Linked DNA regions of Homo sapiens: region 2 is linked to region 1. A link is a loop called in an ENCODE intact Hi-C map of the cell type or tissue named here. Cell type or tissue: Caco-2. All regions are shown on one strand. Each heading gives the region's core, and the rest is flanking DNA. Links, peaks and the distances in the headings are about the cores only.

Evidence for each region. Peaks named below come from ENCODE experiments on the same cell type or tissue, not always from the same donor. Only the 100,000 strongest peaks of a DNase experiment are listed, where the experiment ranks them.
Region 2: it touches region 1 in a loop (7-fold over the local background); 1 of 110 quality-filtered maps calls a loop at or near these places.

The regions. Positions count from the first base shown.
Region 1 is chr10:26,341,810-26,353,702 of GRCh38, forward strand. No RefSeq gene overlaps it. Among named protein-coding and RNA genes, the nearest start is that of APBB1IP, 91 kb to the right of the region's middle. In Caco-2, for the core only: no CTCF peak of the experiment used is centred there; a DNase peak (open chromatin) is centred at 7,242.
Region 2 is chr10:26,519,257-26,531,149 of GRCh38, forward strand. The region is part of intron 8 of APBB1IP (amyloid beta precursor protein binding family B member 1 interacting protein); the gene reads left to right. Among named protein-coding and RNA genes, the nearest start is that of LINC03028, 54 kb to the right of the region's middle. RefSeq lists a silencer at 10,209-10,258. In Caco-2, for the core only: no CTCF peak of the experiment used is centred there; a DNase peak (open chromatin) is centred at 5,345.

The DNA of each region.
Region 1 (11,893 bases), core at 2,338-10,337:
GGAAGGAAGGAAGACAGGGAAGGAAGGGAAGGAAGGGAGGGGAGGAGTGGAGGGAGGAAGGAAGAGAGAAAGAGAGAGAGGAAGGAAGGAAGAAAGGAAAAGAAAGGAAAGGAAGGAAAGGGGAAAGTAGAGAGGACAGGAGAATGGAAGGAAGGAAGGGGGGAAGGAAGGAAGGGGAGGAGTGGAGGGAAGAAGGAAGAGAGAAAGAGAGAGAGGAAGGAAGGAAGAAAGGAAAGGAAAGGAAAGGAAGAAGGGAAGGAGTAGAGGGAGGGAGGAAGGAAGAGAGAAAGGAAGGAAGGAGGGAAGGGATGAGGGAAAGGAGGAAGCGAGGGAGAGAGGGAGGAAGGAAGGAAGGAGTGAAGGAAGGAAGGAAAGAAGGAAGGAAGAAAGGAATTTGAGGGAGACATATGAACTCAACATTGAACTGGACACCTGAATATTTGGGTTTCTTTCCCAATTCTTTCACCCCATAATCAGTTTCTAAAACTTCAACATCCACATGCAATAGTCCCAGTAGTGCCGTACAGATTCACCGTTCAATGAAAGATGAAGCCACCTGAAGTTGTCCTTTTCATCATCATCTTTAGGGCTCACATCTGGCACCTAGTTAATGCCTGAAAGCCAGCACCAATACTATTATCTCAGGGAACCTGTTCTGGCATCTAGACGCCTACTGTCATCAGTATAGTTTCAACCTGTCAACATGGCAGTGCTAGGCAGTAGCAGTATTTTCTTCAAGGAAGTCATGATTTTCCCCCAATTTTGCATGTGTCTTTTAATTCGGACAGCATTTACATTTTTCTTCTTTCCCTCCAATGTTCACTTAAAAAGAATGGATTCTCTTAGCTGTTTTAGGAATCATCTGGTCTAAGGAAAACTATGTTTTCTGAGTTTTCATTTTTATTTTCTTCTGCTCCTTTTACACCACCAGAAACATGGAGCACAATGACATTTTTATTTGAAGAGCTGGTCATCTTCCCTCAGTAACAAGTGGCTTCTGTGAGTGCTCTCATCATTGGTAAATTTCTGGCTCATAAAGACTTTCACCTCAATTTCTCAGGACATGCTAAAAATTATTATTTGGTATTCTTGCCATTTTCTCATCTTCCATTTCTAATTATCTATTGTGGCTCTTGGGGGGCAAATCTTTTCTTTTGCAATTTATCGATTCTTCATGTATAATTAGACCCCTCAACTTCCTTTCACAAGCAGAGCTTGGACCTGAGCATGTTTAAATCAAGAGACAGGAGATTCTGAGCCACACTGCCAGCATGCTGATGAATGCTATCACCGAGATGGGCAAGGCGTAATTAACAGAACTTTCAAAACATAAAATGCTCTACAGTCTGTCTCTACATGCTACAAGCAGGGTGTTATATTACTTGCCAGTATTCACAGGTTCTGTGAGATTCCACTAAAAACACCTAACAATATAAATTAGGAAAAATACACACACACACACACACACGCGCGTGCACGCTGGCGCACACACACACACACACACACACAGGGAGGATGGAGGGAGGGACGAGGGAGAGAGACATTTAGAATTTTAAGTTCTACATTTATTCTCTTTTCATTCCCCTTCCCCTAAAAATAAGAAGAAACAGTAAACATGTTAAAAAAGAGCAAGGAGAAGAAAGTCAGGAGACTGGATAATCCACAATTGCATCATGGGCTCCTGAGAGATGGAGGCACTGGCTGCGTGTTTCTCCACGTGATGCCCACTCATTCCGTGCCCTTGTGCTAAGGAGGGAGGGTCACCAGCAACTTTTATTTGTTGGTTTGTTTTTAAGTAAAGAGTCCAAGATTCCAGAAACCATCCTGCATTCATACGATAGCGATAAAATCATTTCATGTATTTTGCTGAAAATTTAAAACCTGGGAATATGTTCAGTCCTCATTTTACCATTTATACTCCTTTCTTTCAACACTCTGTTTTATTTTTAAGTCTATTTTTTTTTTTGCCAAAATAATAAAACGTGGAGAATCCAGCCAATGCAGAAAGATGAAAATCAAGCTGGAAGCCCTTTTACAACCCCATTCCATAGAGATAATCTCCATGAAGAGGTTTGGTTCCATCACACTGGAGTCTTTCTATACATTCACAAACATATAGATGTAGAAAGATACAGGTTTATAGAGGCATCGAAAAATTTGACTTATATAAACATATTTGAGGTATATGTGTATGTTTCTGTATTTACATATGTGATTGAACATGGAGGCAAACACAGGGCAAAATCTGAGAAATATACAAATGCGTGAGGCTATATTTCTAAGTATTGTGTTTGTGTGAATGTGAGAGTCACATAGACATACACGCATTTGTCTGTTAACTCTGGCACCATAATTCCTCTCAGGATGGTAATTGCATTTGTTTAAGAAAACTCTTTTTGTATATTTCAAACTAGCTAGAAGAGAATTGTAATGTTCTCAATATAAAGAAAAAAGATTGAGACGATGAGTATCTCAGTTTCCCTGATTTTATCATTACACATTGTATACATGTACCAAAATATCACATGTACCCCAAAAATATGTACAACTATGATACATCGATAAAAAATGAACACTAAAAAAGAAAATCCTTTTGCAGGGCCTTTTGGAATGGGAGATGAGACACTGAGGACATGGGTATTTGCAGGAGATGAAGTAACACACCAGATAATTTTTAAATTATTATTATTGCTGTTATGGCTAATGTTTATTGAGTACCTACTATAGGTCAGGTCCTATTCTAAAATGACCAAACTGATGCCCAGGAGTAAAAGAGGAAAACTTGCTTCTGCCACAAGGAGGATGGGAAGAGAAGAGACAGGAAAACAGAAAAGGGTTGGGGGAAAGGGAGGCCTCCTGGCTAGGGCTACGTGAGGAGTAGAGACAGTGACATGGCCCAGGGTCAGCCCTGTCCTCCCTCTTTGTCCACATTTGTCTTTTCTTCATCTTCCTCCCTAGCACAAAAACAATTATTTTTTTCTTTTTTCAGGCCCAGAAACTTGGTCAATCTTAAGTTTTGTCAATGTCCTCTTTTTTTATAGCTACAGAGGACTTTTTGTTTTTGCTTTTATTACTTATGTATGTATGTATGTATGTATGTATGTATGTATGTATGTATGTATGTATGTATGTATTTTGAGACGGAGTCTCGCTCTGTTGCCCAGGCTGGAGTGCAGTGGCGCAATCTCGGCTCACTGCAACCTCCGCCTCCCGGGTTCAAGCGATTCTCCTGCTTCAGCCTCCCGAGCAGCTGGGACTGCAGGTGCACCACACCCAGCTAATTTTTGTATTTTAGTAGAGATGGGGTTTCACCATGTTGGCCAGGATGGTCTCAATCTCTCGACCTCGTGATCTGCCCGCCTTGGTCTCCCAAAGTGCTAGGATTACAGGCATGAGCCACTGCATCCGGCTGCTTTTATTTTTATTTTGATTGTTGGTTTTCTTTTCACCACAAAAAAGCTTAAATTTTCACACAAGCATATTTATTAGCATTTTCTTTATGGATTCTGGTTTTATGACTACTTGTAAAGACCTTCCATATCCCAAGATTATAAAAATGATTTTTACTCATGTTTTCTATTAGTACTTCTGTGATTGTATTTCTTACATTTAAGTCTTCACTGTAACCAAAAATTGTTCTGAGCTATAATATAATGTAAGTGTGTTAATAAAGTGCAATGTAAGTAATATAAGAATCCATGTTTAATGGCTAACCACTTGGTCCCACATTATTAGTAATTCACCTTTCCTACTGATTTGAAATGCTACTTTTATTTATATACTGTAATCCTATTAGTTCTTGCATTTTTTTCTGAATTCTCTATTCCTTTCCATTGATTACACCATCTATTACAATGCAAATATCCTATGTTATTAATTAAGGTCACTCCATAATGGCAATGGTTAAGTTTTGTTGAATGCTTATTATATACAGGCACTATTTTACATGTTTTACAAGTAGAACATAGGCATGGAGAATTTCAGTAATTTACCTAAGTGCACACACATATTAAGTGGAATAGTAAAGATCTGAACCTAGATTGTCTGGCCCTCGTGACTATCCCTTAGCCATTACATTAAACTGCCTCATCAGGAGAATGGCGTGAACCCGGGAGGCGGAGCTTGCAGTGAGCCAAGATCGCGCCACTGTACTCCAGCCTGGGCGACAGAGAAAGACTCCATCTCAAAAAACAAACAAACAAACAACAACAAAAAAAAAACTGCCTCATAACACAGCCTAATATTATAAGACTGTTCTACTCTCGTGACTCTTCTCTTTCTGAATTTTCCTTAATATTATTTTATACTTATTTTTATAGATGAACTTTGGAATTATTTTTGATAAATTCCACCCCAAATCTAATTTTACATGGGGATCCTAAAGAATGTACACATTGGGCTGGATGTGGTGGCTATAACCCAGTACTTTGGGAGGCTGAGGCGGGTGGATGACTTGGCGTCAGGAGTTTGAGACCAGCCTGGCCAACATTGTGAAACCTCGTCTCTACTAAAAATACAAAAATTAGCCGAGAGTAATGGTGGGCACCCGTAATCCCAGCTACTCAGGAGGCTGAGGCAGGAGAATTGCTTGAACCCAGGAAGCAGAGGTTGCAGTGAGCCGAGATTGTGCCACTGCAATCTGAGGGACAGAATGAGACTCCATCCAAAAAAAGAAGAAGAAGAAGAATGAATGCACATATTGATTCAGGAAGAATTGGTATGTCCAATAAGTCTTCCTATCCCTGAGTAGAGAATACCTCACTATTTGTCTTCTTTTAAATCCCTCTGTAGGGATATTTGCAAACATCTTTGTGGTGAGAAGACTTGATCTGTTCATTTTATTTCCTCACTAATTACTGCTGATATAAGAAAAGATTAACTTTTGTAAATTAATGTCAAATAGTAGTAGTAATAGTGGTATCTTAGCCTTATTTGTGACTTTAATATGACTGCTTCCAGTATTTTGCCATAAGTATAATCCTACACTTCGGTTGGAAAGATGTACTTTTATCATGTTAAAGGAGTATTCACCTATTCGTATTTTACTATGATTTCTTTAAAGTCAGGAATAAACATTGACTTTTATCAAATGCCTCTTCTATACCTGTCAATGTGATTATATATTTTTATCTTTTGACCTATATATACGGTGAGTTACATTAATAAATATCCTAATATTAAACCTTTCTTAAAGTCTCAGAATAAACCCTTTTGGCTTTGTGTACTCTTTTAGTTTATTGTTGGATTCTATTTGCCTTGTCATTTAGGATTTTTGCATAGATATTCACATGTGAGAGAAGTCTATAATTTTCTTTTCGTGCTATTTTTATCAAAATGTATATGCTGGTTTTATAAAAGTCTTTTCATGCTCTGTGCTCTGGTGCAGTTATAAAAGCATCATAATTATCTTAATTTCTTGAACATTTGAAAGAATTCACTCAGGAAAACATCAGAGCTCAGCACTTCTTAAAGGCATAGCTTTCAGAAAACCTGAAGGGATCAAATACATAAATAAAGAAAGCTGATACCATGTTGACACATATCTGTGTTGGCTCAGATCTCCACAGTTTGGGAAGAGATTGACCTAGGTAAGTGAAAAAGGTTATTCATAGAAAGGACACAGAGTAAAGTCATGACATATGGCAGAGATCGGCAATATCATCCAGGACAGCTGGAGGTGCAAGCTTCTCTTCTGGACTCCAAAAATCCTGACCAGCGGATGTACAACTGCAGATGGCCCTAGAAGCCTAACTCCCTCCTCCCAGGCAGTCCTCATGTGGAGTGTGTTAGAGATCACCTCACCTGTGCTGGGGCACCTCATTCATCATAGTTATACAGGCAACAATACAACCTCAAGGACCAACGCACTATCTTCCTCCTCCCCAGGCTCTCCCAGCGTGCTTCAAGTTCACTTCTCACTCTGTGCTGAGAACCAGAATAAAGATTAGTTTTCTAGAAGCCTCTGGGTCTCAAGCCAGCAACCTGTAGAACAGTCTGGGGTGTGTGTACATCTACCTGTCAAAGATAAAGAGAGTCGTTTCCAAGAAAATACACTATATTGGAAAATACACTATATGAACAAAGTAATCATTGCATACTTGCCAGATCATGATCTTCTTGAAGCTGGTTCCAGGTCTCATATAATTGCAAAAGCTCCATAGCGGACCTGATAACCTAAAAATAATTGTCTAATATCCTTTAGACTTTTGTCCACTTTTCCAAATCTCACATAAAATCCTCAACAATGATGCACTTTAGCAGTAATAACAACATTCTCAGATGACATCTATACCCACACTTGCCCTGTGCTCTACGATCTAATAAAGTTTTCTTCTTCCTGAACTTGAAGGAGACTAGAAGTTGATGTGTGGTAGGAAATATACTTCATGGTAAAGGATATAGGATGAATTAAGGAAGGGAGACAAGAAAACAGAAAGCAAGTCTAATGAAAAGTTAATGGATTTGCAAGGTTTGGTTTGGAGAATGACAGGATGTAAGTCTGAGTAATAAATTAGGGCCAGAAGGTGCAGAGCTTTGAAACCAGGCTTGCTTTATTTCATGCTTTCTTTTCATCAGGGAGTGACATGAATGGATTTACATTTTGAAAAGCCTCTTCTGGCATGTTGTGGGAAGTCAGGGACCCTGAATGGAGGGACCGGCTGGAGCTGCGGCAGAGGAACATAAATTGTGAAGATTGCATTTTAATATGGACATTTATCAGTTCCCAAATAATACTTTTATAATTTCTTAAGCCTGTCTTTACTTTAATTTCTTAATCTTGTTATCTTCGTAAGCTGAGGATGTACGTCACCTCAGGACCACTGCGATAATTGTGTTAACTGTACAAATTGATTGTAAAACATGTGTGTTTGAACACTATGAAATCAGTGCACCTTGAAAAAGAACAGAATAATAGCGATTTTTAGGAAACAAGGGAAGACAACCATAAGGTCTGACTGCCTGCAGGGTCGGGCAAAAAGAGCCATATTTTTATTCTTGAAGAGAGCCTATAAATGGACATGCAAGTAGGAGAGATATCACTAAATTCTTTTCCTAGCAAGGAATATTAATACCCTGGGAAAGGAATGCATTCTTGGCAGGAGGTCTATAAATGGCCGCTCTGGGAATGTCTGTCTTATGCGGTTGAGATAAGGACTGAGATACGCCCTGGTCTCCTGCAGTACCCTCAGGCTTACTAGGGTGGGGAAAACTCTGCCCTGGAAAATTTGTGGTCAGACCGGTTCTCTGCTCTTGAACTCTGTTTTCTGTTGTTTAAGATGTTTGTCAAGACAATATGTACACCGCTGAACATAGACCCTTATCAGTTCTGCTTTTGCCCTTTGCCTTGTGATCTTTGTTGTACCGTTATCAGTAGCTCTGCTTTTGCCCTTTGTCCTGTTCCCTCAGAAGCATGTGATCTTTGTTCTGTTTTTCGCCCTTTGAAGCAAGTGATCTTTGTACCTACTCTCTCTTCTTACACCCCTTCCCCTTTTGAAACTCTTAATAAAAAACTTGCTGGTTTGAGGCTCAGGTGGGCATCATGGTCCTACCGATATGTGATGTCACCCCTGGCGGCCCAGCTGTAAAATTCCTCTGTTTGTACTCTTTCTCTTTATTTCTCAGCTGGCTGACACTTATGGAAAATACAAAGAACCTACGTCGAAATATTGGGGGCAGGTTCCCCCAATACTGGCATCTATAGGAAATGTATATGAGGGATGGAAGAGACGAGAGGTGGGGAGACCAGAAATAACAAACAGTTCAGGAGAGGGATGGAAAAGGCTGCGGTGAGAACAGCGGGCAGGAGGGATAGAGGAAGGAGAGGAAGCCCGGACTTAAAATGTACTAGGAGGAAAAATCAATAGAACCTAGAGACCAGTTAGATGTAGGGGGCTGAAGAGACACGGGAGCCAAGGGTACATCCCAGTTTTATGAGACTCATTGAAGTAAGAACAGGATGAGGAACTAGGCGGCTTGGGGTTCCATTGTGGTGACTTTAAGGTGACTGTGGACACCATGTGGAAATGTTTACCTAGGAGTTCTGCTTAGAAATTTGGATTATTTCGTTGCTGAACAAAAAGGAACAGAAAAATCTCAAGGAAAGGGGAGGTTCTTTTGAAGGACATTGGAAGCTGAGGCACACCAGAAGTAAAAGCTAGCGGGAATTTACTCTCTCTTTTACCCACCTCTCAACCCTCATGGGCTTTGAGAGCCACAGGCATCCACTCTCTATTCACTGCAACAGATTTGCCACTCTGCACCCAGAGAGAACTTTCAAGAACAAATCTATTCAGGCCACTTCAGATTCATATCTTCCAGGACGCTGAGGATAAAATTCAAAATCCTAAATTTAGCTTTTGTCCACTTTTATAGTCAAGTCTAGTGTATCTCTCTGCCTCATCTCTCATAACCCTGTCCCTTGCAACTGATGAATGGTGGAAGATTGAAGGCAGAGTGAAGGAATGAAATGGCTCGAGAGATGATCTCTCATCTTTTTCTTTCTGTGTATCAGACTCACTTCCGTGAGCCTCTGAGTTCCTGCTCTTCTTTAACTTTCTTGCGTATGGCTCTGTCTTATCATGGAACTCACCTTTATTCCTGACATCATGTCTCAGTAGTATATACGCACACATACACATACATATATAGTATTTTTGTTTTGTTTTGTTTTGTTTTGTTTTTGAGATGGAGTCTTGCTCTGTTACCCAGGCTGGAGTGCAGTGGCCCGATCTTGACTCATTGCAAGCTCCACCTCCCGGGTTCATGCCATTCTCCCGCCTCAGCCTCCCGAGTAGCTGGGACTATGGGCACCTGCCACCACGCCTGGATAATTTTTTGTATTTTTAGTAGAGATGGGGTTTCACCATGTTAGCCAGATGGTCTTGATCTCCTTACCTTGTGATCCACCCACCTTGGCCTCCCAAAGTGCTGAGATTACAGGCATGAGCCACTGCACCCGGCCAGTTTGTTTATTTTTTGAGAGGGAGTCTTGCTGTGTCACCCAGGCTGGAGTGCAGTGGTGCGAACTTGGCTCACTGCAATCTCCACCTCCTGGGTTCAAGTGATTCTCCTGCCTCAGCCTCCCAAGTAGCTGGGATTATAGGTGTGTGCCACCACACTTGGCTAATTTTTGTATTTTTAGTAGAGATGAGGTTTCACCATGTTGGCCATGCTGGTCTTGAACTCCTGACCTCGTGATCCACCTGCCTTTGCCTCCCAAAGTGCTGGGATTACAGGGATGAGCCACTGCGCCCAGCCTCAGTGATACTTTTTAACAGCATAAAGTAAACCTCCCTTAGTCTTTATGCTGCAGTTCCAGATTCCCATCAGAGAGACTCTGGTTGACTCATTTTGAGGGTCAGGTGACCACCTTCATTCCAATCAGCTTGGACAAGGGTCAATGTCACATAGAAAGGAGGAGAGCCTCCTCAGGGGGAGGGGGACAAGCAGGCTCTCAGAGATGCAGGTGTAGACATCAAATCAGTGATTAGCTCTTCTATCCCAAATTCTCTCCTTTTTGTTATGTGACCATATTTCTAATTTTTCAATTCGTATTTAAATTTTGTTCTAATATCACAAAGAATCAGTGCAGTCCACCCTCTATATCTGCAGGGAATTGGTTCCAGGACCTCTCAGATACCAAAATCCGAAGATGTTGAAGTCCCTTATGTAAAATGGCATAGTATTTGCATATAACCCCTACTCACGTCTATATATATATATATATATATTTTTTTTTTTTGTAGGGACAGGGTTCTTGCTATGTGTGTCAGGTTGGTCTCAAACTCCCGGCAATCCTCCCACCTTGGCCTCCCAAAGCACTGTGATTACAGGCATGAGCCACCAAAGCCTGGTCCTCTCTTATATTTTAAATAATCTCTAGATTCTTTAGAATACTTAATACAATGTAAATGATGCATAAATAGTTGTTATATTGTATTGTTTTATTTTTTTAATTATTGTATTGATTGTTATTCTTATTAGGTTTCTTTCCTAAATATTTTCTATGTGTATTTCATGAAATCTGTGGATTTGGAGGGCTGACTGTTATAACTAAGGTAGTTTTAAAATTTCAGCTAATTCAGTATCATCTGATAGGCATGTTCTTTTCTTTTATCAGATTACTTGTAGAAATACTATAATTTAAACAGAAATGTGGCTTTCTACAGTAGTCACAGAAGGCTCAGCGCTCTTCCAAAAAAAAAAATTAGGTTTAGAATAAAAACATTTTTATAAATCAGGAAGCCAAAAAGCACAAGGTTATTGACTACATCTGTCTTTAGTAACAGATGGTAGTACTAATTGTTATTCAGGAGTGACATATTGTTTTAATTTCTCAGGGGTAAAATATGAAAGTAAATGTGCATAGATTTTTAGCTTTGAAAATTTTATGACTCCCTTAAAACAATTCAGAAATAAGAAATAAAATGTGTTGTCTTTTTTGGGGGGAAATGATGTGGCCTTTTTTAAGGAGAAGCATTTTTAGAAAGGATCAGAAAATATCCCAACTTAGAAAAACTCATTTGAAATTAAGTTGTATATTTGCATTTGAATGAGGTGCTATTTCTGTTCATTTTGATAAAATCAGCATTCTGCTTCCAGTAATATTCAGAGATTTGTGTCAGGCCTCTGAGCCCAAGCTAAGCCATCATATTCCCTGTGACCTGCACGTATACATCCAGATGGCCTGAAGCAACTGAAGACTCACAAAAGAAGTGAAAATGGCTGATTCCTGCCTTAACTGATGACATTCCACCATTGTGATTTGTTCCTGCGCCACCTTAACTGATTGATTAACCTTGTGAAATTCCTTCTTCTGGCTCAGAAGCTCCCCAACTGAGCACCTGGTGACCCCCGCCCCTGCCCACAAGAGAAAAACCCCCTTTGACTGTAATTTTCCACTACCCACCCAAATCCTATAAAATTGCCCCACCCCTATCTTCCTTGCTGACTCTCTTTTTGGACTCAGCCTGCCTGCACCCAGGTGATTAAAAAGCTTTATTGCTTATACAAAGCCTGTTTGGTGGTCTCTTCACATGGACGCACATGACAATTTGACTATCAAACTTTCATTGCAAGTCATGGTGATGAAGAAGTTCTGCACTCACCATTCCAGAAGATTCAGAACAGATCCCTTGTTCAGGGGTTCCTTTAGTGCAGATAGGGATTTTATTAATTGTTGGAAAGATAAAGCATCTCCTTCTACCTGTGGCAGCTGGATCATTCTCACTACACAGAGCTAGAAATTTAAATAAATAAAGGAGAGTAAGATGGAGGTGTGCATGGACATTTAATGGTTCATCAGACTGAATGCTAACAGTATATAGCTGTATGTTTTACAAGGAGGAACTCCAGAGTTTTGAACTCGATGCTTGCCAAACTTAAGCATAATCTTTGAAAGAACAGCTTTGAAATCTCCAGTTACATATTCAAATTCTCTTCCGTCTTGTCCATTGGACACCCACCTACATAGTCTGCTTTAGGATGGAATTTTCTGCCCATCACACTCCAAAATATTTCATCCTCTGCTGTGTCCTTCCAAGGTGCAGGTAAATTTACCATTAGAGGGCTACTCTTTCGGATTAAGCATTGTGCTTCGCAGGGGACCTCTTTGAAAGTGTCATTTTTTCTGAGAGAGGTCATATAGAACATCACTGGCATCTGCACCTGTAAGGATTTATCAAATAGCTGTGTAGAGTGTGGAGTAACAAGAGGGAGAAGAAGAGGCCGAAAATGAAAGAGAGAGAGAGAGAGAGAGAGAGAGAGAGAGAGAGAGAGAGAGATGCTGTTCGTCAGCCCAGCATGAATTCAGTGATTATGCTGATGTTTCCCTCAGTGAAATACCTCTAACAACTAACAAAACTGTTGCAAGCTTGGCTCCTGCTTTGTTAGA
Region 2 (11,893 bases), core at 2,250-10,249, 180 kb after region 1:
CTCCAGCCTGGGCAACAAGAGCAAAACTCCATCTCAAAAAGAAAAAAAGAAAAGAGGTTTAATGGGCTCATGGTTCTGCAAGCTGTACAGGAAGCATGGTGGCATCTGCTTCTGGGGAGGCCTCAGGAAACTTTCAATCATGGCAGAGGGTAAAGGGGAAGGAGAGTGAGCACCTTACATGGCTGGGGCAGGAGGAAGAGAGAGAAGGGGCATGCAACATGCTTTTAAACACCCAGATCTCCTAAGAACTCTATCATGAGACAGCACTAAAGACATGGTGCTAAACTGTTAGAAATTGCCTCCCACCAGGCCCGACTTCCAACACTGGGGATTACAATTAGAGATGAAATTTGGGCCAGGCCATGAATCCAAACCATTACTACTGTAACATAGCGGGAAGCAGAAATTCTCCTCATGAATTATTTTGCACAAGAATATGTTCTTAAAAGCCAACTTTTATACATTCTCCTAATCTACAATCCAATTTAAAGACCAAAATTGAAGTGGAGGCAATTTTGAAGTGGCCAATTTTAAGTAAATGTATTTCCATTTTCTCAGTGTTTGAATCTATCTTCTGGCCAGTGCTCTGCATACATAGTGGCTTCTGCCTGCTGACCTTAGAGTGAGAGAAGCAGGCTGTGACCATTCTCATTGATGTCATGGCTCCTAAAAGGGAGGCTTTGTAATTTGAAATACCTAAAGTCTTCTTGTCTAAGCCCTGTGCTAATACCCTTTGATTGTTTAAAGCTGGGCACAGTGGCTCGTGCCTGTAATTCCAGATGCTTAATTAGGAAGGAATTCCAAAAGGACTTTGAGAGGACAAGGCAAGGGAATTGCTTGAGCACAAGATGTCAAGACCAGCCTGGGCAACATGGTTGTTATAAAAGTGAGCTCAGCTTGCTCTTGCTGCCTTTTTCATGCCTGCTTACTTGCTTTCTGCTTTTCCACCATGTTATGACACAGTATGAAAGCCCTCCTCAGAAGCTTCCACCATGTCCTTGGACTTTCCAACCTCCAGAACCATGAACCAAATAGACTTATTTTCCTTATAAATTACCCACTGTCTGGTATTCTGCTATAGCAACAGAAAAAAGACTAAGACAGATTAATACTTATTTGCAGCTTAATTAAGAAAGAGCTTACCTGGCCCAGAATATCAGTTTTTCTGGAAAATTATCAAACTGTAAAAAACTCTTTAAAATTTCATTCTTAAAGTACCAATACTGAAGTCTTCAATACTTAACAGACGTCTTTTACAAATTATTTGTCTTGGGGGATAGTGCCTGGGAGAGGCAAGAAAGTGAATGCAGAGGGAGGCTTTGAGCTCCATTTTCAGAAGCAATAATAAGTAAGAATTCAGAGACATTAGTGATATGCTTGTGCAGGCATAATTGCTAGGCATCCATTTCCACTGGTGACTGGAAATGTGGCTTCACACACCTAGGTTTCAAATGTCACCTGCTGTGTGATCTTGGTGTGCTCTTTGACAACACTTAAATTCACTTCTCAGTTTGTAAAATGGTTGATGCTGCTGTACTTCCTACCTCACAAAATCAAATCCAGCGTGAAAACCACTTGCCACATTGTGAAGTTATGCATAAAAGTAAAGTGGTTTGATCTCAACTGAAATTCAGCAATCATCTACAGTAAAGTTCTGTATAATAGATTATCTATAATAAATGAATATAGAGAAACTAAACTCTGCAAATTTGTGAACAGAAAGATGCTTAATTAGGAAGGAATTCCAAAAGGATAACTTGTCTACATTTGGGGAGGCAATAGGAGATCACCCCATTTTAAATGAGAGAAAACAGAGTAACTCTTAATGGATTCTTCTGATGGCTGCTGTTATGCACTGTTCCATTTGAAAGTAACTTATCAGCTTTTTGGAACAGTCTGTGTTTTAGCTTCACTCCCAAGAGGTGGGAGCCAAGTATGAGTCTAACTATTGAGATTTGGTGAGGGTGCAAGACCATCATTGGTTCTCCAGAGCCACTGCTGAAATCTGAGTGCACAGACACTGTTAGCTCCTGCCATCAACTCTCAGTGGTGATCCTTGGGTATAAGAACAGATATTGCTCTAATTAGAATTTTTTCAGATTACTGAAAGGACCCAGAGGCATCTCATTGGAATGAAAGATAGGAAGTACAGTCAGGCCTCCCAGGGACTGGTGCAGGGGTTGGAGCGTTGCTGGGATCATGATGGCAAGCATCTTGGTCCCAGCCCTCCCTTGGGTCTCCATCTCTCTTTGTCACTCTCTGTCCCTGTGCACAGCTGTGTCATTCTTCTTCCCTTTGGTGGACTTCCTTCCTCAGCTTACTTATCTGTTCCCACATAGCCCCTATAGCCAACCTCAGACGATGGCTCCTCTATAAATGGATCTCAAACTCTGTGCTTGCGTAACCCTAGAAGAAGTTTGAAAAACCATGTGCCACCTCACACATTTGTTTGTTGACATCCAAATTTTTTCATCACAAGTTTATTTATTAAGTATTATTATTATTATTTTTTGAGATGGAGTCTTGCTTTGTCACCCAGGCTAGAGTGTAGTGGCATGATTACGACTCACTGCAACCTCTGCCTCCCAGGTTCAAGCGATTCTCCTGCCTCAGTCTCCTGAGTAGCTGGGATTACAGGCATGCGCCACCATGCCCAGCTAATTTTTGTATTTTTAGTAGAAATGGGGTTTCACCATGTTGGCCAGACTGGTCTTGAACTCCTGACCTCATGTAATCTGCCCACCTCGGCCTCCCAAAGTGCTGATATTACAGGCATGAGCCACTGCACCCAGCCTACAAGTTTAAATAGATACGAAGAATGCCATGTCCAACATATTTTGAATGTTGACAGTTTAAAAAAACTATTCAACGGAATCTAAATACAGTTCCATGACAATTTGATTCCCACCATCATCTTTTTAAGAAGCACATGAATAAGTTTTTATTTTTTTTATAGACTTTCTTTTCAGAACAGTTAGATTCACAGTCAAATTGGACAGAAATAGAAAGAGTGCCTATATATCCCGTGCCTTCACACACACACAGCTTCCCCCACTATCAACACCCTCCACCAGCATGGCACATTTGTCACAGTTGATGAATCTACATTGACACGTTATTATCACCCAAAGTCCATAATTGACATTAATCTTCACTTTTGGTGATGTACAGTAAGCTTTTTTCAACATTTGGGACATTTTATATTGTTCCTTTTTTTTCCCTTTGAACTGTTCTCATTTCATTTTCTCCACAAAGATTTATCCTATTGTAATATATTGATATGCTGAAAAGTCTTTTATTATTCTCTGTCCCATACTCCTCTTCAACTAATTATGTTTACAAATTGATGGGTGAGCTTTTCTTTTCTGTCACCATAGGACACTTAAGGGTTAAAAAATCACAGTTGACCAAAACAACATGGAAACCTTTTTTTATTATAAATGTTGATATTAATTAAATATAAAAAGCAAAAATGGGAGGCCAGGCACAGTGGCTCACACCTGTAATCCCAGTACTTTGGATCACCTGAGGTCAGGAGTTCAAGACTAGCCTGGCCAACATGATGAAACCTTGTCTCTACTAATAATACAAAAAAAAATTAGCTGGGCATGGTGGCACACACCTGTAATCCCAGCTACTCGGGAGGCTGAGGCAGGAGAATCGCTTGAACCCGGGAGGTGGAGGTTGCAGTGAGCCAACATCGTGCCATTGCACTCCAGCCTGGGTGACAAGAGTGAAATGAAACTCCATCTCCAAAAAAAAAAAAAAAAAAAAAACCAAGAAAAAAACAATGGGGAGGGGACATCTCTTAATGTTAGAAATAGATTAGGTGGAGCCATTTTCCCCCTGGTTAATTCCAGGATCAAAGGATGAATTTCCGTATCAATTACATTCCAGTTTTTCATTTTTACAGATGTTGAGTACTTTCTATATTGAGAAACCTTGTTCACATAAATAAGTAGATGGGAACAGAAGAATGCCATTCAATTCTTTGAACTCCTTCCAAGGTACTAGCCAAAAGCCACAGGAGGATCAATGATGGTTCTTTTCATCCATTAGCTGACCAGATAATTAGGTACCTTCTATTATGTTGAAAGCAAAGAATTAGAATCCACATGACTTCCAAAAGGATTTGTGATGAGTCTTCTTCTTTCTCTGCACTGGTGTTTCAAGTTGTCCTTTTGTTTAGGGCCTTTGAGCCTTACCCTGGGGCAGTAAGATTCTGTGTGGGTGCAGGTGAGATTTTCCTTTCTAACATGCAAAAAGGCAACTGTGAAAGGGGCCGTCCATTCTCAGGCAGGTCCACTTTAGAAAATGGTACACTTCAAGACTGAGGATGTGACAATTTGCACAGCATGCTCTTGGAGGGGCTTCATGTAATTATAGGACATGGAGGGGCGGGGGGACACAGTTGAAAGACCCTTGGCCAAGGCCAGCCACAGTGGCTCACATCTGCAGTCTCAGCATTTTGGGAGGCCAAGGTGGGAGGATCACTTGAGGCTAGGAGTTCAACACCAGCCTGGAAACACAGGAGACCTCATTTCTTTAAAAAAAAATAAAATATAAATAAATTTCTTAAAAAAAGAAAGACCCTGGCCTTGAATGGTGGCTCACTATGAGTGGCTCAGGCTTCCCCATGGTTAACTGTCCTCTGCTTTACAAAGCCATTGTGCCTATTATGAAATAATAATTTATGTCATCATTTCTCATCTTCAACAGTCAATAGGCCCTAGGTGGATGCCAGCACTCAGAACACAGTGCCCCTAAACTATGGCACCGTGGCATGCTGAGTACTTTAAACCGAAGGAGATTAGAAGGACCTTCTAAGAAGCCAGACGATCTCTGTGACCTTCTCCCACCCTCCTTTCTCCTTCCCGCATTTATCCCCTGAAGCAGATTATAGAAACTCAACTTCTTCTCCCCAAAGCAAGCCACGAAACCTAGAAAGATCACTCTCTGACCTCCTCCCTTTGCCCCTGGAAGGTCCTCCTGTGGCAAGCGTCCTGCCCCATACCCGGGGGGTAAAGAGTGTCACACAGAGACACAGAAACAAATCAAAATAAACAGGCCTTGCTGAGCTCCCCCAGTTTATTGCCATTAGATCATGTTTCTCCGTAATTACCCACTTCTTTCATCAGATTGATGATGAAAAAAAAACAACAACAAATTATGACAAAATATTTAAAGAGGGTTATTCTGAGCCAATACGAGTGATTGAGCTCAAATTACACAGTCTCAGGAGGTCCTGAAAAAGTATGCCCCTGGCAGTTGGCTTGCAGTTTGGTTTTATATATTTCAGGGAGACAGGAATTGCAGGTAAAATCATAAATCAATATGTGGAAGGTATGCATTGGTTCCCAAAAAGGCAGGGCATCTCAAAGCAGAGACTTACATGTCATAGGTGGATTTTAGGGATTCTTGAGTTAGCAATTGGTTGAAAGAACTGAGCTTTATCTAAAGACTTGAAGTCAACAGAAAGGAATGCCTAAGTGAAGATAAGGAGGTCTGCTGTCTCTTATGTGATACTATAACAGAATCAGGTTGGAAAGTAAGCTACACTCTACAGGGTTAATTAAAAACCTGTCTCACGAGATTTTGTGGTTTATAGGTTATGACTCCCCTGGCCCTTAGGAAGGAATTTGGGCAAGATTGCATATAATCTATGCATTTCTTTCTTTTTCTTTCTCTTTCTTTCTTTCTTTTTTTTTTTTTTTTTTTATAAAAAAAGGAATCCTGGCAAGAGAAAAAAAAGTCAGGCACAGTGGCTCACACCTGTAATCCCAGCACTTTAGGAGGTAGGAGGATCACTTGAGCCCAGGAGTTTGAGACCAGACTGGGCAACATGTGAGACCTCATCTCTATAAAAAAATTAAAAATTAGCTGGGCGGGGTGACACATCCCTGTAGTCCCAGCCACTCAAGATGCTAAGGTGGGAGGATCACTTGAGCCTAGAAGGTCGAGGCTGCAGTGGGCCGTGATCATGCCATTGCACTCCAGCCTGGGTGACAGAGTGAGATCTGTCTAAAAAAGAAAAAAAGAAAGCTCAGAGTTCAGTCTTCTACTTAGCATAAAAATACATAATTTGCTTCTTTGGGTCTTGATTTCTGAAGGCTCCAATGTCACGTAAAACTTTGGTTAGATGAATTTGTGTTGCTTTTCTCTTGTTACTCTCTCTCTTGTTCTAGGGGTATCAGCCATGACCTCTGCAATGGGTGAGGAAAAGGTAAGACTTTTTCTCCCCTACAGAGACTCTCTTGCACAGGGGATGTGGTCTCTTTTGGGAAAGTGGGCCGGGGCAGTAGAACAGTATTATCCTCATAAAGGCAGCTTTAGTTTAGAAGCCTACTGTACAAAAATCAGTGACATTGCCTGTGTAGGGGAGAAAGAGCTGTTTTCTAACCCATTGCTAGGTTTATGGCTGAGGTCGCTATTGCAAAAGACAGATTACCAACAACAAAAAAAGCACAGAAATTTATTTAATGTAAGTAACACAGGAGCTTTCAGAAATGAAGATCTGAAGAAACAGGAAGAAGTGGGTATTTTTGTGGACAGTCGTGCAGAAGTGTGATTGCAGGACAAAACTGTATGATCTAATGGAAATAAACTGAGGGAAACTTGGCAAGGCCTGTTCCAATTCTTCTCTGGGTCCCTGTGTCTTCAGAGACAGGGACATTCCTTTCCTCTGGGTATAGGGTGGGCGCCTGTCTCACAAGGATCCTGTGACTTACTTTAGAGAAAGGTCAGAGGATTCTTTTAAGACCTGCTTCAGAGAAGGACAGGAAAAGGTGAGAGGGACCTTCCTGCTTCTGCTGTTTTCTCAAATGACAAGGTGCCATAGTTTGGGATAGCGTGTCCTAAACCCTGTCACCTGAAACCAAAATAGAGATCTGAGAATTGAGGACTGAGTATGAACATGGAAAATCATTCTGGTATTAACGTAAGCCATTCTTATTGCTAGAAGCCCTAAGAATCTCTTTTTCAGAAAAGGAATTGGTAAAGTCAGTTCATGTAAGGCACAACCTTACATAAGGTAAAGTCAGTTCACGTAAGGCGCAAACTTACATGAGGTAAAGTAAGTTCATGTAAGATTGTGCCTCAAGTAATTTCCTCAGATAAGTTCCTTACTGTGCTACTTTTTATTTATTCTAATAACTTTCTTTTGCTAACTTAAAAATAATATCTGGCCAGGCATGGTGGCTCACGCCTGTAATCCCAGCACTTTGGGAGGCCGAGGCAGGCAGATCACGAAGTCAGGAGATCAAGACCATCCTGGCCAACATGGTGAAACCCTGTCTCTACTAAAAATACAAAAACAAGTCGTGCATGGCGGCGTGTGCCTGTAGTCCCAGCTACTCGGGAGGCTGAGGCAGGAGAATCGCTTGAACCCGGGAGGCGGAAGTTGCGGTGAGCCGAGACCACACCATTGCACTCCAGCCTGGGCAACAGAGTGAGACTCTGTCTCAAAATAATAATAATAATAATAATATCAATTTATCATAAAAGGAAAAGTTGGAAAATTCAGAAAAATATAAGGAAGGAAATCTAAATCACCCATAATCTCACTCTTTAACAATAATCACTATTGATATTTTAGGCAACTTTTATTCCACAGATTATTCTGTTTCTTAACTGAAATTTGATGATGATTATACTCTACTGGTGGCTGCATGAGTGAGGAGCAGAGACAGAAACACAACTTCTTTGCCCAGGTGTAGAAGTGTCTCAGCCACAGCCTGGCAGCTATTGTGGGAGAAAAGTATTAATACCTTGTGGCATCATTCTTCCATTCCCTTCCAGCCTCCCTCAGCCCACCAAGGGCAGTCTCTGACCATCCAGGACCAGGTGTGGTTAGAAGGAAAGTTATACAGTAATCACCTTTATGGTCCCCAGCATGGGCTAATGTGTTAAAGGAAGGTCTACCCATGACTTCGGTGCCCTGGATCCTCTCACCAGCCAGTGTGGGCGTGTGTGATTAGTCAGTGTATTGATGCATGAAAGGCAACCTTAGAGGCCAGGCATGGTGGCTCACACCTGTAATCCCAACACTTTGGGAGGCAGAGCAGGAGGATCACTTGAAATCTGGAATTCAAGACCAGCCTGGAAAACATAGTGAGATCCCAGTTTCTGCAAAAATCAAACAATTAGCTGGGTGTGATGGCATGCACTTGTGGTCCCAGCTACTCAAGAGGCTGAGGTGGGAGGATCATTTGAGCTCAGGAGTTCAAGGCTGCAGTGAGCTATGATCCACTGCACTCCAGCCTGGGCAACAGAGCAATACCTTGTCTCAAAAAAAAAAAAAAAAGAAAAAAATACTATCTCAGAATCCCACTGGTTTGCAGAAACAGACATTTCCTCTCTCCAGGGTCTGCAGGCTCCCTGTCCTTAGCTCCAGAGTATGACTTAGACTTAGATTTAGGTAGGTCCATGTCTTTTTTTTTTTTTTTTTTTTTTTTGAGATGGAGTTTTGCTCCTGTGGCCCAGGCTGGAGTGCAATGGCACGATCTCGGCTCACTGCAACCTCTGCCTCCCGGGTTCAAGCGATTCTGCTGCCTCAGCCTCCCAAGTAGCTGAGATTACAGGCATGTGCCACCAGGCCCGGCTAATTTTGTATATTTAGTAGAGATGGGGTTTCACCATCTTGGCCAGGCTGGTCTCGAACTCCTGACCTCAGGTGATCCAACAGCCTTGGCCTCTCAAAATGCTGGGATTACAAACATGAGCCGCTGCGCCTGGCCCCACGCCTCTCTTATTGTCCCTGGATAGCACAGAACTCTGACATATTCTTCCCACGGTCAATGGGAAGAGTACAGGCAAATGACAGAAACACACTCTGCACCTCAAGCTCTCTGCTTAGAATCCATGCATCGTCCCATCTGCCACATTCTTTTGGTCAAAGCAAGTCACATGGCCAAACCCAACGTAAGTGAAGCAAGGAAATAAGCTTCACCCATTCTGGGGGAAGTTACTGCCCAGTCACCTGACAGCGAGCAGAGAACTGGGAGCGATGGTCTGATCTTCACTCAGTGAACTGCATTAACCCCATAGCTCTAGCCTGACTGGCTGCTCACTAGTGCTCCAAAGACACCTCTGTGCCTTTGTGCATGCTTGTTCTCCTCCCTGGAAATCTATTCTTATTCTTTTTTTCCCTACCAGAACATTGAACAGCTTTCAAGGCCTCGTTCAAACTTTGACCCCCTCTGTAAAGTTTTTCTTGACCATCGCAGTCCATAGTAATTTCTTCCTTCCTGAAAATCTCTAGACTGTGGCTCATTTTGAATTTTTGTAGTCTCTTATATCTTCCCCATTGACAGATATAGAGTCATCTGTCCATCTCACTATGATCGATCTGTATTTATCTTCTCCATGTGATAGCAACCTTCTTAAGAACAGGGATTTGAGGCCAGGCATGGTGGCTCACGCCTGTAATCCCAGCACTTTGGGAGGCCGAGGCAGGTGAATCCCTTGAACTCAGGAGTTTCAAACCAGCCTGGGCAACATAGCAAGACCCCATCTCTACAAAAAATTTAAAAATTAGCTGACCATGGTGGCATGTGCCTGTAGCCCCAGCTACTTGCAAGGCTGAGGTGGGAGAATTGCTTGAACCTGGGAGGCGGAGGTTGCAGTGAACCATGATCACGCCACTGCACTCCAGCATAGGTGACAGAGTGAGATATGTCCCTCCCCAAAGAAAGAACAGGGATGTTTTACATGTATAAAGGGTACTCACAAATATTTCTTCACGAACTGATAACTGTTTGCTTGATTTACTCTTTATTCCAAGAAGATTTTTAAAAAGTATTTGCTGTTTCTTTCCTATCCAGCTGTCCCCAAATGTTGCACTCCCAGAAGCTGTGAGAAAAGAGAGCAAGCTATGACCAAGAGTCTCATTTCCCATTTTAAAGTTCCTTTATTATTCGACTCAGGTTTACCCAGTTTCCATTTGCAGGATATAATGACTAAACGTTGAGTTCTGCTCACTACTTCTACAGAACAGCCCGCATTGAGTGGGCGCCCACACCGCAGGTGGAAGTTCCGATCCGAAAGCAATCAGTCTTATTATTCTAAGAATTATTCTTATTCTAAGGACTGCCCTCCTCCAGCACAGATTTGCTTTGTGTTTTTTGCTATTTCATTAAAAGAAAAAACAAAAACAGTGTAGCATGGTCACTTAGAAGGATATTCTGAAGCTGAAAAAGTCAGAAGTATGTCAGAGAAAGTTCTCAGAGAAAGGTACAGCTATACATCCTGCCTCTTTAGGGCACCCTGGTGAAATGTGGCCCTTCACAGTTTAGACAGGTTCTTCCCTGCAGAGGGTGACAGATGCTCTGTCTTTCCCAGATAAGGATGATGACAAACACTTGCTCTGGAGTCTTTTTTTTTCTTTTAATTTTTCCTTTTTCCTGAGATGGAGTCTTGCTTTGTCACCCAAGCTGGAGTGCGGTGGGATGATCTCAGCTCACTGTAACCTCCACTTCCCAGTCTCAAGTGATTCTTCTGCCTCAGCCTCCCTAGTAGCTGGGATTACAGGCGCCCACCACCAAACCCAATTAATTTTTGTATTTTTAGTAGAGACAGGGTTTTGCCATGTTAGCCAGGCTGGTCTCGAACTGCTGACCTCAGGTGATTCACCCACCTTGGCCACCCAAAGTACTGGGATTACAGGCGTGAGCCACCGCACCCGGGTTTGGAGTCTTCATTATGCTCTCTGTTCATGCTTCCAGTTCATCATACGTGATTCAAATATCTGGCCTTCCTAAGCCAAGGTTTGCTTTCTAGCAGCACCTTGAAATCACTCTTGTATGAATGGGCGAACTCATATTGGGTCACATCTTTTGTTATTGTGGAAAAATATATGTAACATAGGACTTATCATCTTAACCATTTTTAAGTGTACCCTTCTGTGGTATTAAGTACATTCACATTGCTGTGCTAGATTCTCCCCTATGGTACTTAAAGCTTTTTTTTCTTTTTCTTTTTTTTTTTTTTTTTGAGACGAGGCCCCCACTGTGTGACCCAGGCTGGACTCAAACACCTGGGCTCAAGTGATCTTCCTGCCTCAGCCTCTGGAGTAGCTGGGACTACAGGTGCATGCCATTATGCCCGGCTCTGTACTTAAGAGTATTTTAATGCTGAGAAAAATTATTTAATAACTTGGCCAGGTATGGTGGCTCACGCATGTAATCGCAGCACTTTGGGAGGCCGAGGCGGGCAGATCACAAGGTCAGGAGATCGAGACCATCCTGGCCAACATGGTGAAACCCCGTCTCTACTAAAAATACAAAAATTAGCTGAGCGTGGTAGTGCGTGCCTGTAATCCCAGCTACTCGGGAGGCTGAGGCAGGAGAATTGCTTGAACCCAGGAGTTGGAGGTTGCAGTGAGCCGAGATCGCGCTACTGCACTCCACCCTGGCGACAGAGCAAGACTCTGTCTCAAAAAAAAAAAAAATTATTTAATAACTCAACGTTCTGCCACTAATCGGCCTTGGGAAAATCACTTAATCCTCTGTGTCCTCATCTGTAAAGTAGCAATAGCAATGGTACCTATGTTACGGGGTTCTTGTGAGGATGAAATAAAATCGTATCTGTAAAGCCTTAGCATAGGTTTCCAGCAGGTAGAATATGTTACCTAATATGGCTAGTCGTGGTCTTCAAGCAAAACATTTAAGATTTAAATAGTTTTCTGAATTCTATATTGTAATTGCACTAATTCACAATATAACATCCTTTCAAATAACAAATAAAAGTTTAAAAGTCTTGGAAAAACATATTAAAATAAACTTCTTTTCAATAAGAATTACCAAAAGAATTGTACTTGGCCAGGCGTGGTGGTTTATGCCTGTAATCCTAGCACTTTGGGAGGCTGAGGGGGGCAGTTTGAGACCAGCCTGGCCAA